Linked DNA regions of Homo sapiens: region 1 is linked to region 2. Evidence: chromatin loops called from intact Hi-C (ENCODE). Cell type or tissue: stomach. All regions are shown on one strand. Links, peaks and the distances in the headings refer to the core of each region. The heading gives the core; the rest is flanking DNA. Region 1 overlaps RXFP2 (relaxin family peptide receptor 2). Region 2 overlaps LOC105370150 (a long non-coding RNA gene).

Evidence for each region. Hi-C counts contacts between places; a loop is a spot of excess contacts. Peaks named below come from ENCODE experiments on the same cell type or tissue, not always from the same donor. Only the 100,000 strongest peaks of a DNase experiment are listed, where the experiment ranks them.
Region 1: a loop joins it to region 2, with 7 times the contacts of the local background. A loop is called at or near these places in 93 of 110 quality-filtered maps.

What each region holds. Positions count from the first base shown.
Region 1 is chr13:31,739,973-31,745,356 of GRCh38, reverse strand. All of the region lies in intron 1 of RXFP2 (relaxin family peptide receptor 2), which reads right to left. Among named protein-coding and RNA genes, the nearest start is that of RXFP2, 3.1 kb to the right of the region's middle. In stomach, for the core only: a CTCF peak has its summit at 3,057 (motif pointing right); a DNase peak (open chromatin) is centred at 3,066.
Region 2 is chr13:31,421,487-31,426,870 of GRCh38, reverse strand. The region is part of intron 1 of LOC105370150 (a long non-coding RNA gene); the gene reads right to left. Among named protein-coding and RNA genes, the nearest start is that of B3GLCT, 220 kb to the right of the region's middle. RefSeq lists a silencer at 2,542-2,661. In stomach, for the core only: a CTCF peak has its summit at 2,544 (motif pointing right); a DNase peak (open chromatin) is centred at 2,570; H3K27ac peaks cover 335 bases.

The sequences.
Region 1 (5,384 bases), core at 63-5,062, 320 kb before region 2:
GGCAAAACCTCTGAGATGCGACAGTTCAGACCTGAACACTCCCTGGGCTATGTGGAAGTACTTCTGAGACTACTTTGAGGAGCTGTGTGCAGGAGAAACATTCTTCCAACTTTATGAAAATGTCCAGGGCTCCGCAAAAAGGGGGAATTCATACCTGGGAAAGAGATGATAGAGCTTTTTTTTTTTTTAGATGGAGTCTGACTCTGTCACCCAGGCTGGAGTATGGTGGCACAATCTTGGCTCACTGCAACTTCCACCTCCTGGGTTCAAGCGATTCTTCTGCCTTAGCCTCCCAAGTAGCTGGGACTACAGGCACGCACCACCACGTCTGGCTAATTTTTTGTATTTTTAGTAGAGACAGGGTTTCACCATGTTGGCCAGGCTTGTCTCAAACTTCTGACCTCAGGCGATCTGCCCACCTCAGCCTCCCAAAGTGCTGGTATTACAGGTGTGAGTCACCACGCCCAGCTGATAGAGCTTTAAAGACTATTTTAAACTCTGCGTGATTAAAATTCTCAAAGAACTAATGGAAGGAATATATCATGAAATAAGAATGAAAGTTTATAAAACCCCAAACAGACAGCTTTAAACGCAGTTGGAATGATCCAAATAAAAAATATAGTCACTGAAAAAAAAAACAAAAACAAACCTAGCAATTGAATAGAAAATAAACTGGAATCAGAGAAAAGGAGAATTAGTTAAAATTATCTTTCCTTCATCAGACACATTCTATTAACACTGAATTTCCTTGGGCAAATAAAATAGCCATTATGCCACTCGAGAATAATATGGCACAGAACAGTTGGTGATCTGTAGAGGGGCATGGCTAATGGAGATCTGTACCATCATAGCAGAAACCCTTTGGAGAGATATGTTGCAGAATTTATAACATTTTTTAGAATTTTAGAAAGTTAATGCACATGCTATGAACTATATAGTTTCCTACTGACCTGGGGCAAAGTTCCCTAAGCAAACACATGAACATTTTTCTATAGCACAGTGTATGAAATTTTACAATAAGTGCATAAAGAATCTAAATAGCTCCTGGCCAATTCTGACCAGATTTTGTAGGCAAAGGTGATCAACTCAGTTTTCTGAGCTTTCTGGATTTTAGAATTGTAGACAAATCATTGGACCTAGAAAAAGAGAGCACACCAGTATTGAAGTAATACAGAGATACAATATTCATTTGGTGGTATTTGGGCATGTATTCTAGCAAGCAACAGACATGGTGACCACTGGTCGGGCCAGGAGACTGTGGGATAGAGACAAATAATAGAAAGAAGGCAAAGGCCAAAAAAGGGAGACAAAGAAGATCCAGGAAGCCCCTGGGGAGGGAGCTCGGCAAAGACAGGAGGTGATTAGAGACAGGAATACTTAAGGGGGCGAATCTAGGGATAGATGTATTCCAAGGTGGAAATGAAAAGCCAGATGTGACCAATCAGGATGGAGCAGGTGTGAGAGTTACCGAGAATGGGATGTAGCCAGGACAAAGGCAGAGTTGGAGGATATGGGAACTCAGAGAGCAAGAGAGCTGAAGAGCAGGCCCAAGGTGAGCAGAAGGGAGATTTCAGAGGTGAGGACAGCAAGAAGATAGGGATGGGGGTAGGAGGGCGAGACATGAAAATGGAGAAAAGACAGGCCGGGAGAGCATCTGAGACAGATGCCTGCAGAGGCAGGGAGGAGGGGAGAATAAATAAAGATGGGAAGGAGAGGCGAGAGGCTTGAACAGGAGCAAGGGGGCCCGAGTCAGAACAGTGGGAAGGGGGAGGATGGGAAAGGAGGACTAGAACTTTATCAATCACATTGAACATGTTGTAAAGGCTTTTTACTTTGTAATAAAGTTAAATTTTCAATCGCAATTCTTTAATTTTTTTTTTTTTAATTTTGAGACAGAGTCTCGCTCTGTCGCCCAGGCTGGAGTACAGTGGCGCAGTCTCGGCTCACTGCAACCTCCGCCTCTCAGGTTCAAGCAATCTTCTTGCCTCAGCCTCCCGAGTAGCTGGGACCACAGGTGTGCACCACCATGCCTGCCTGATTTTTGTATTTTTAATAGAGATGGGATTTCACCATGTTTTCCAGGCTGGTCTTGAATTCCTGACTTCAGTGATCTGCTTGCCTCCCAAAGTGCTAGGATTACAGGTGTGAGCCACTGCGTATGGCCTCAATCTCAATTCTTTTTACATCTTAAAACACTCAAAAGTCTGTTTATCACATGACTGTTGAATCAGCTGTTTTATTTTCGCTTCGGAGCACTTTTCTGATAACAACATTGACCTTCACTGCAAACTTAATTTTTTAAAATACATGCAAAAACCTGGAAGTACGGGTGAGTAAAGCATATGAGAGGTTTATTTTTTGTTTTTAGATAATTAGGCCTCTAATGCCACTACTACTTCACATGTGAAACAAGCACACTCATTTTACCCAAAGAATGTTGTTATATGTTTACCAAATAAATAAACCAAGCCATTCTGGGCTCTTAAATAGATATGTACTGCTAAAAATTAGTTGCATTTTTTGTTGCATAACTATTTATACAAAATCATTCTTTGCTAATTGAATTTTATTTGGTTTACTATATTCCAGAATAAAAATGTGCCATTTTTCGATACCAACCTATTAGAAAGCAGCATCCCAATTTTGCCTCTAAAATTCACATGGCAGGCAATTTTGTCACTTCAAGTGAGAGGCCTTAAAACTCTTTGATTACATCTGGTCATATTTATTCACAGTAAGATGAACACACGAGTAAGCATCTGTTGTGAGATGTATTTAGCTGGCGTCTTCAGAGATAACACATCTCTAAAGGTTTTAACTCCCATGTTCCCAATCTTTTTCCTCCTCCCTCACAGTGGGCTTCATTCAGCCCGCAAGCAGGTCAGTCTTCGGGATGACTGGCCTGAAACATAATTGATTTTCACAACTATCCACAGCATGAATATAAAGTTGTGAAATTAAAATTCAGATGGAAAACCTTTTCTCAAGTCAGAGTGGCCAAGTGAAACTGACATCCGTAAGAAAGGACCATGCCAGGCATGCCTTGAGTCTGGCCACTAGGGGGCAGTCAAACACTGCTCCCCTCAAAATACTGTTCGGGCCCGGTTTTGGTTAACCTATTTTGGAGGTTAAGCAAATTATTTAAGTAGCAATTGGTAGTTGCCAAGTAGCAGCCTCAATGCTTCATGCTTTTACTTTCTTACATAAGCCCATGTTTTTGATTTGTAATATGGTTCCTAATTTGTCCATTAAGAAATGTTTTTTAAAAGTTTAAAGTTATGTTTAATAACTTTATTTTAGAGATGTTTACTCTTAGAGACAGATACTGTTTTTAGATCTGCCTGTGGCTTTGGAGTTCCCAGTCTAATTACGTTAACGCAAGATAGTTACTAACAATTACATGAATTTTATGGACATATTTCAACAGGTTGAAATTCCACAAAACACAATTGGTAGTTACCAAGTAGCAGTCTCAATACTTCATGCTTTTAATTTCCTACATAAGCCCATGTTTTTGATATGTAATATGGTTCCTAATTTGTCCATTAAGAAATGTTTTTTAAAAAGTAGTTTGAAGCTGGTTAACAGAGATACACAGTGAATAAATTAATGATAAAACACACGTAATAATAATAAGATACATTATGCATAGTTGTCTGTTAGTGCCTGTAGCTTAAGGCAATCACTCATTCCTTAGGCACTCCAGAGTGATGATGGTCAGAGAAGAAAAGACGATCACATAATTTCTAATTTTATGTTTTGTTTAGATCTGGCCTAAGAGTCTATCACAAATATTATTTAAATTAAAAAGACAACCTTTACTCTTAGGCAACTCTAAATGAGCTTTCTTTGGTTACTATGAAAAGCCTTACCGTTTTAATTGTCCACAATTTTGTTGTGAAAAAGAAAAGAGTTTTACTAATTATAGAGCAAATTCTATTATTTTTATAAGTAGGAATAAAATGTCAAAGCATTGATTAATGTGTCTTGCTTTGAAAAGAAATCATTTTAAACATAAAGGTTTAAATTAGTAGTCAAAAGTAATATAAAATTAGAAAATAAAAATTTCCAGGATTATAATCAATAAATATTTGTTAGGTTGGTACTAGGAGTTTGAAATATGGCTTTTACTTAGAAATAAAATCAAACAAAAATTATTAATTGAACTTTTTTTTAGTTTAAAGGGTGACTTTACATTATGGTAAATCACAAAATGTTATTTTAGTAATAGATGTTTTTCATCTCATAAACGGTTTAAGCAAAATCAATTAAATGCATTATGTATAAAAGCAAAAGTATAGTAAAATTGGTTAAACTGTGGTTATAGTCCCGTACATTAAAGAACTTTTTAAGGGCACAGATGAGCTCTATGACATGTCTTAAGAACCTGCTTTGTAGCTGTATATTCTTAAAATTGTATAAAATTGAATATTCAAATGTGGATAGAACATGAACTTCTGAAGTAGGACCTTAAATATAGAAATAGACTGCTTGTTGCAACTGTACTGCATGCAAGGTGAGTTCATATATTGTTTCTTCTTAGTTAATCCTTAGCTTTTCATGTAAGAGATATTAAAATATAAAATAAAAGTCATGCTAGGTGCATGGAGATATAGATTTTAAATATTTGTAGTAAAGTTTTAGTATTATTTTAAATTCAAAATAAAATTTAGATATTTTAAGCCTTTTAAAAATCTTTTGTTTGTTAGAAGTTTTAAAATAATTCCTCATAAGTATTGCATTTTATTTCAAGATTTAAAATATTCACTTGGAATTCACCTAATAAAACTGAATATTTAAAAAACCTAAAACGAATTTCTCAGAAAATAAAAATAATTTCAAATTTTAACCTTTATTCTCAGAGGTTTATCAAAATTCTTTAAGAAAAAATACAAATTAAAATAGAAACATTTTTGAATAATAATAAACCCCAGCAAATCTTGGGTGTGGTTAATAGGTTGTTTATGAATGTATAGGCTGACAACGTATCTTTTTATTTAAAAACAAGTGAAGATTTAGGTTTTATTTTTTGGTGAGCTTTACAATGAAAATGGTACTGACTTGAAACTTAAGAGTTTGACTGAAATAAAAATTTCCACAAATTAAAAACAAAAGAAAATTATCTAAGTAAATGCACTTGTATAGACTTTTAATAACTTTATTTTAGAGAGGTTTACTCTTAGAGACAGATACTGTTTTTTAGATCTGCCTGTGGCTTTGGAGTTCCCAGTTTAATTATGTTCACGCAAGATAGTTACTAATAATTACTTGAATTTTATGGGCATATTTCAACAGGTTGAAATTCCACAAAACACAATTTTAGTTTATTAATTTGTCACACTTTTCAGAACAAATGCCAAAAATGTTTTCTATGTTTTAATTGA
Region 2 (5,384 bases), core at 221-5,220:
ACCTCACTCAATAAATATCTCCAGTTCAATGATTAAATGATAGGCACCCTTTAAAGCCACAAAAAGAATAATAAGTATAATATATAGGTCTTTGAAAGTTTGTGCATGAAGACAATTAGTCTTGAGCAATAGCAAATGGTATTAGAGAGTTTATAATGTTGGGGTGTATAAGAAGTTGGTAAGTAAAGGCAGAAGAATTACTCTAAAATGAACCATGAGGGAAGAATTGCTAGAATCTGGTTATTGTATGATGATGATGATGATGATGATGAGGATGAGGATGAGGATGATGATGATATGCAAAAAATGAGACTTATGGAATGATACTGTCATTAAGAATAGGACAAATGGTCACCTATATCCCTGGGTGATTCAAGCACAATCTTTAGTAGAGGTCTGTTTCTGGCTCAGTAGTCCTGGGGTGATTGCAGCCCCACACAGGCATCCTAGGCCAATATCTAAGATACTCCCTTTTGTGTATTTACACATTCATTTCACAAATATTCATTGAGCATGCCAGGACACAGAAATGCGTGAGACATCATATTGCCTGTGTCTAAGAAATTAACTTATCAGTGTGATAGAAAGAAATGTAAACAAATTAACAAGCTATAATATTGGTTTTATAATCTGGATATGGGGCACTATATCAAAAGTTCTTAATCAAACTCAATAATGACCTTTATGTTGCTAAATGAAATAGTTCTATGTCCTCATCTTACTTGCCCCATCAACACCGTCTGACACAGTTGATTACTGCCTGTTTCCGTGGTATGTTCTTTCCTCGGCTCCCTAGTTTGACTCCTGGCTTATTGCCTATTCCTCTGTAGTATTCTTCCATGACTCTTCTTCACCACCATGACCTCTCAGCATTGGAGTGCCTCAGAGCTTACTGCTTGGACCTCTTCTCTATCAATACTCACACCTTGGTGATCTCATTGAATGTCTTGGCTTTAAGTATCTCTATGCTGAAGACTCTTACATTGGGTCTGAACTTTTCTCCTGACCTGCAGGCTGTGTAACCAAACATCGAACTGCCCTCCTCATGGATGTCTACTAGGCATCTCAAAGTTGACATGTCCAAAAGCCAACTCCTGAATATCTTCCCCAGCTCCTCCCACAGTCTTCTTGTCTTCATAATGGCAGCTTCATCCCTCTAGTTGCTCAGGCCAACATGCTTGGACTCATCCTCACCTCCCCTCCTTCTCTCACACTCCAGAGACAATCTATTGGCAAATCTTCAGGCCTTGTTGTCATGTGATAACCAGGAGCTCATCCCCTCACCACTTCTGAACCTGCCCATGCCATGGGCATCTGCTTGGAGAGCTGCAAGAATTCCTACCTGTTCTCCCTGCGTCTACACCTGCTCCTTACAGCCTCATCTTAACAGAGAAACCAGATGATCTTACTAAACCTTCCACTCCCTCTTCCACTCAGACCCTGCTGCTCATCTCACTCTGAGAAAAAGGCAGCGTCTTTCCAAGGCCTGATTCCCTCTTCAACCCCAGATCTTCCCCTGCTCCCTGTTCTCCTGTCACACCAGGCCCCTTGATGTTTCTCCCACACATCAGGCCTGAAGTCATTCAATGTGTTACATCTGTGTGATTTAAAGACCCATCCCTTCAAATGCCTGAAAATTTCTGAGAATATGAAAATATCCACCTTGGAAACAGCAAATGATGTCTCCTGCCTTGAAGATGCCCCTTCCCAGCAAAGCACAGAGAGTGACCTGATTTGCCTCAGCCCTTTGGTGTTGGATGGAGGGCAGAGGGAAAGTGGAGGAAATGGCTGTCCCGTGAAAGCTGCTCACACTCAGCTCCTGAAGACCTGACCTGGGCATATGCTAGATGATAAGACAGTTCTTGACCTCAGCGGCTCATGAGAGAGATGCTCCACTGAAAAACCCTGCTGGGCAGGATGCAGTGCCCAGTTAAAGCAGCAAGTAGACCCACATATCAGAAAAGAAAAATGAGAACAGAGTTAGATGAGCAGATTTATCAAACCCTGTAATTGTAGAACTTATCAGTTCCAGGGCAGCTGTTTTCCCTTTGAAAGGGTTAGAGAGGGAACATTCTGCTTCTTGGAAACACATCTAAGATGATCTAAATAAGGATTAAACATATACTCCCAGCCCCAAGTAGCCTGCCAATATGAACCCCAAAATATAAATAAAGTTTGAAGGGAATGAAAAGCCTTTTTAAAAATGCTTAAAATGTGCCAGATACTGGGAGGACTATTTTACATAAATTAGCTTATTTAATCTTCACAACAACTTTCAATTGTTCCCATTATGCCTACAGGAGATTAGGTAAATTGCCTCAGGACAGTGGTAAATGACAGGGTCAGGCCTATTGACCTCCAAAGCTTTGTGCCTCCACTACATCAGGCACTGTAGACAGGTAAAGGGGTGTGGGCACTGTCTCCCACATAGAAGAAGGCTGAGGACAATGTTGATTGCCCCGCTGAACATTTCTCTCCCAACTTGACGGACTTCTCTGTTCCTCTCTGGGCCACCCGTTCGGTAAGCGGCTGTGGATCACAGCCACTAGAGGGCAGGCATGGCATGAAAAGCCACCAGCCCTTCCCAGCTCCTTTTCTGGTCTTGCTCAGACCAGGGCAGCAGGAAGAGGCACTCCTGCGACTGCAGAACAAATGACAACAAATGGCAAAAATGATCATTTACATTTCTCAAGGCTTTCACAGTCCACAAATCCCTTCCAAGTCACATTTCATCTTTGACACAGCTTTGTCAAGGTAGTTTTTTTTTTAATCATCTTCATTTTACAGAAATATATAAAGTAATGAGATAGATATCAATGATTTCACTTTCAATATTTTTTCTAGACTGCAGAGGCTTTGCTAGAACTGTGGATTCCTCAAGGCAAATTGGTCCATGGGACAAGCAAGCCAAAGCATAGAGGGTAGGTACTTAGAGGGACTGTCCTGTTGAGCCCCTTGCATACAAGTGCTCAAGGAATAGTAATTCACTAAACTAACTGAAGAAAACAGTCTCAAGAACCTATTGTGTCCAGGTCACGACCTTCAAGATTTTACAAATAGGGCTACTTGGGATTATTATCCCATTGTAAAAGCAAGGTGGCCAGGCGAGGTGATTTACTCCTGTAATCCCAACACTGGGAGGCTGAGCTGGGTGGATCACCTGAGGTCAGGAGTTCAAGACCAGTCTGGCCAACATGGCAAAACCCCATCTCTACTAAACACACAGAAATTAGCCAGGTGTGATGGCAGACACCTGTAATCTGAACTATTAAGGAGGCCGAGACAGGAGAATCGCTTGAACCCAGGAGGCAGAGGTTGCAGTGAGCCGAGGTCACACGACTGTACTCCAGCCTGGGCGACAGAGTGAAGACTCCATCTCAAAATAATAATAATAATAATAATAATAATAATAATAATAATAATAATAAATAAAATAAAATAAAATAAAAAATAAAAGCAAGGTATCTACCCTTAAGCCACAAAGTTTTTCAGTGAAAAAAGTGGGACTTAGACTAGTTTTAGAACTCTTTTCACCACATCTCACCATTACCAATAGATCTAGAACCCAGAAGAAAATCAAAGTTCAAAGAGACACAACTTGGTCCTCAAATTCTAGGAGGCTGGCTAAGTTCCACTGGCTGTCACTGAGGTGACAAGTCATCTGTGGTTTGTCCCAGCCACTCGGTTGGACCAGAGTTAGAGAAATCCATTCACCTCACCTCATTTTCAAGATTGTAGCAGGTTACAGATAACAACGCAGCACTGGATGAACACTTTGAAGGCTTCCTGTTCAAGGAAAGGTTAAGAAAAATGAACTCCGACTAGGTGGTTAAAATGACCTACCAGACTAACTAGTAAGAATTTTTATCAAGCTATGTTGATGATAGCTGAACTAAGACAATGGCAAACAATGGTTTGAAACATCTCTGGATGAAACAGTAAAGGAGCAAAGTGTCTTAAAGAGCTTACTCCACTTAATAGTTCTTCATCAACCAGGTTCCAATCTTTTAACCCTGGCCTCTCTGAGGAGACCCATCAACCATACCTCCTAGCCATTCCTCAGCCCAACCCGCTTACTGTGCCTTGTTGAACTGTCGGTTGCTGCCTCTTCAGTTGACATTTCCTTTGGACTATCTGTTTCATTCTCAACTCTGGCTTCACCCTGGGATCGTAGCTTGTGAATGCCCTTAACGCCGTACCCTGACACTTTAGCACCAGTCCACACCCCCTGCGCTTCTAGTTCAGCCCCCAGAGCGCCATGCCGTATGGAACTCTGATCTCACTTTCAGCAAGGAAGTACCCACAGGAAGGGAGCCATTTTTACAGCATCCATTCAACATCATTCAGCAAATGATTCCGCTTCACCTAAGTGGTATTTATGATGCACATTCTGTGCAAGGGTTGTGCTTGGTACAGGTGAGGATATAAAGAAAGTGAAAATAAAAATCCATGTCTTCATGAAGTTAGTCTATTGGAAGTGGGGACAGATTAGAGAAAGTTAATCCTAATATATAATGAAACAGGTTGAACTTCATCATAAGTTTAAAATGCTACAGGTGTCCAGAGGAGGAAGAAAAAACATTCAAGTAAAAGGATCAGGAGAATCCTTGTAAAGGAGTTGACATTTAATAAGTCTTAGAAAGGATCAAAGCGTAGGAACTTTCCAGAGAGGAATAACACCCACAAGAGCATGTACGGGGAAAGCACTGAAAAGGTGTGTAGATTTGTGCAACAGTCCAATGTTGCTGAAGAGTGAGGAAATGGGATTCTGGAAAAGAGTGGGATGCTAGGGAGAAATCCATGTGGCTTCCTGAAATGCCAAGAAGGGGGTGAATGAAACTGATCTTCTCAAACAAGGGGTACAATATGTTCTGACACACCAAGTGTTGAGCAATGTTTAAGTTATAACTTTTCCACCAGGCCAGCTTGTGCTGGATGGAGCTGCCTGTTGCTGACAGATCCACTTCATGAACACTTGTCTGGAACACTTCTCATGTCCCCCATCACAATTCACTAAGCTCTTTCCCTCTGCTGCAAGACATCATAAAACTCCCACCTCTTCTTCCAAACCTTGACTCATTTCCTGGAATCGGGGTAGTAATTTCACCTTTACCATTAATAAATACATCACCTTTGCCATCTCTCAGAGTTCAACTCATGCTCTCTCCTACAACCCTCCCACCCTCCATTCCTGTCAGACACTTTTGTTTATCCTTTGTGTTAAACTGTGGTGATTAAATATTGGTTTAAATATTGATTAAATATTGGTTATGCCTATTTCCATCCCCATGATGCTGTCTGTCTTTGATGGTGGGCTCTCCTTAATGTGGCTCCCCTCCACTGGAAACAAAGGTCAGGAACAACTCCAAGGCCCAGCCTCGTAG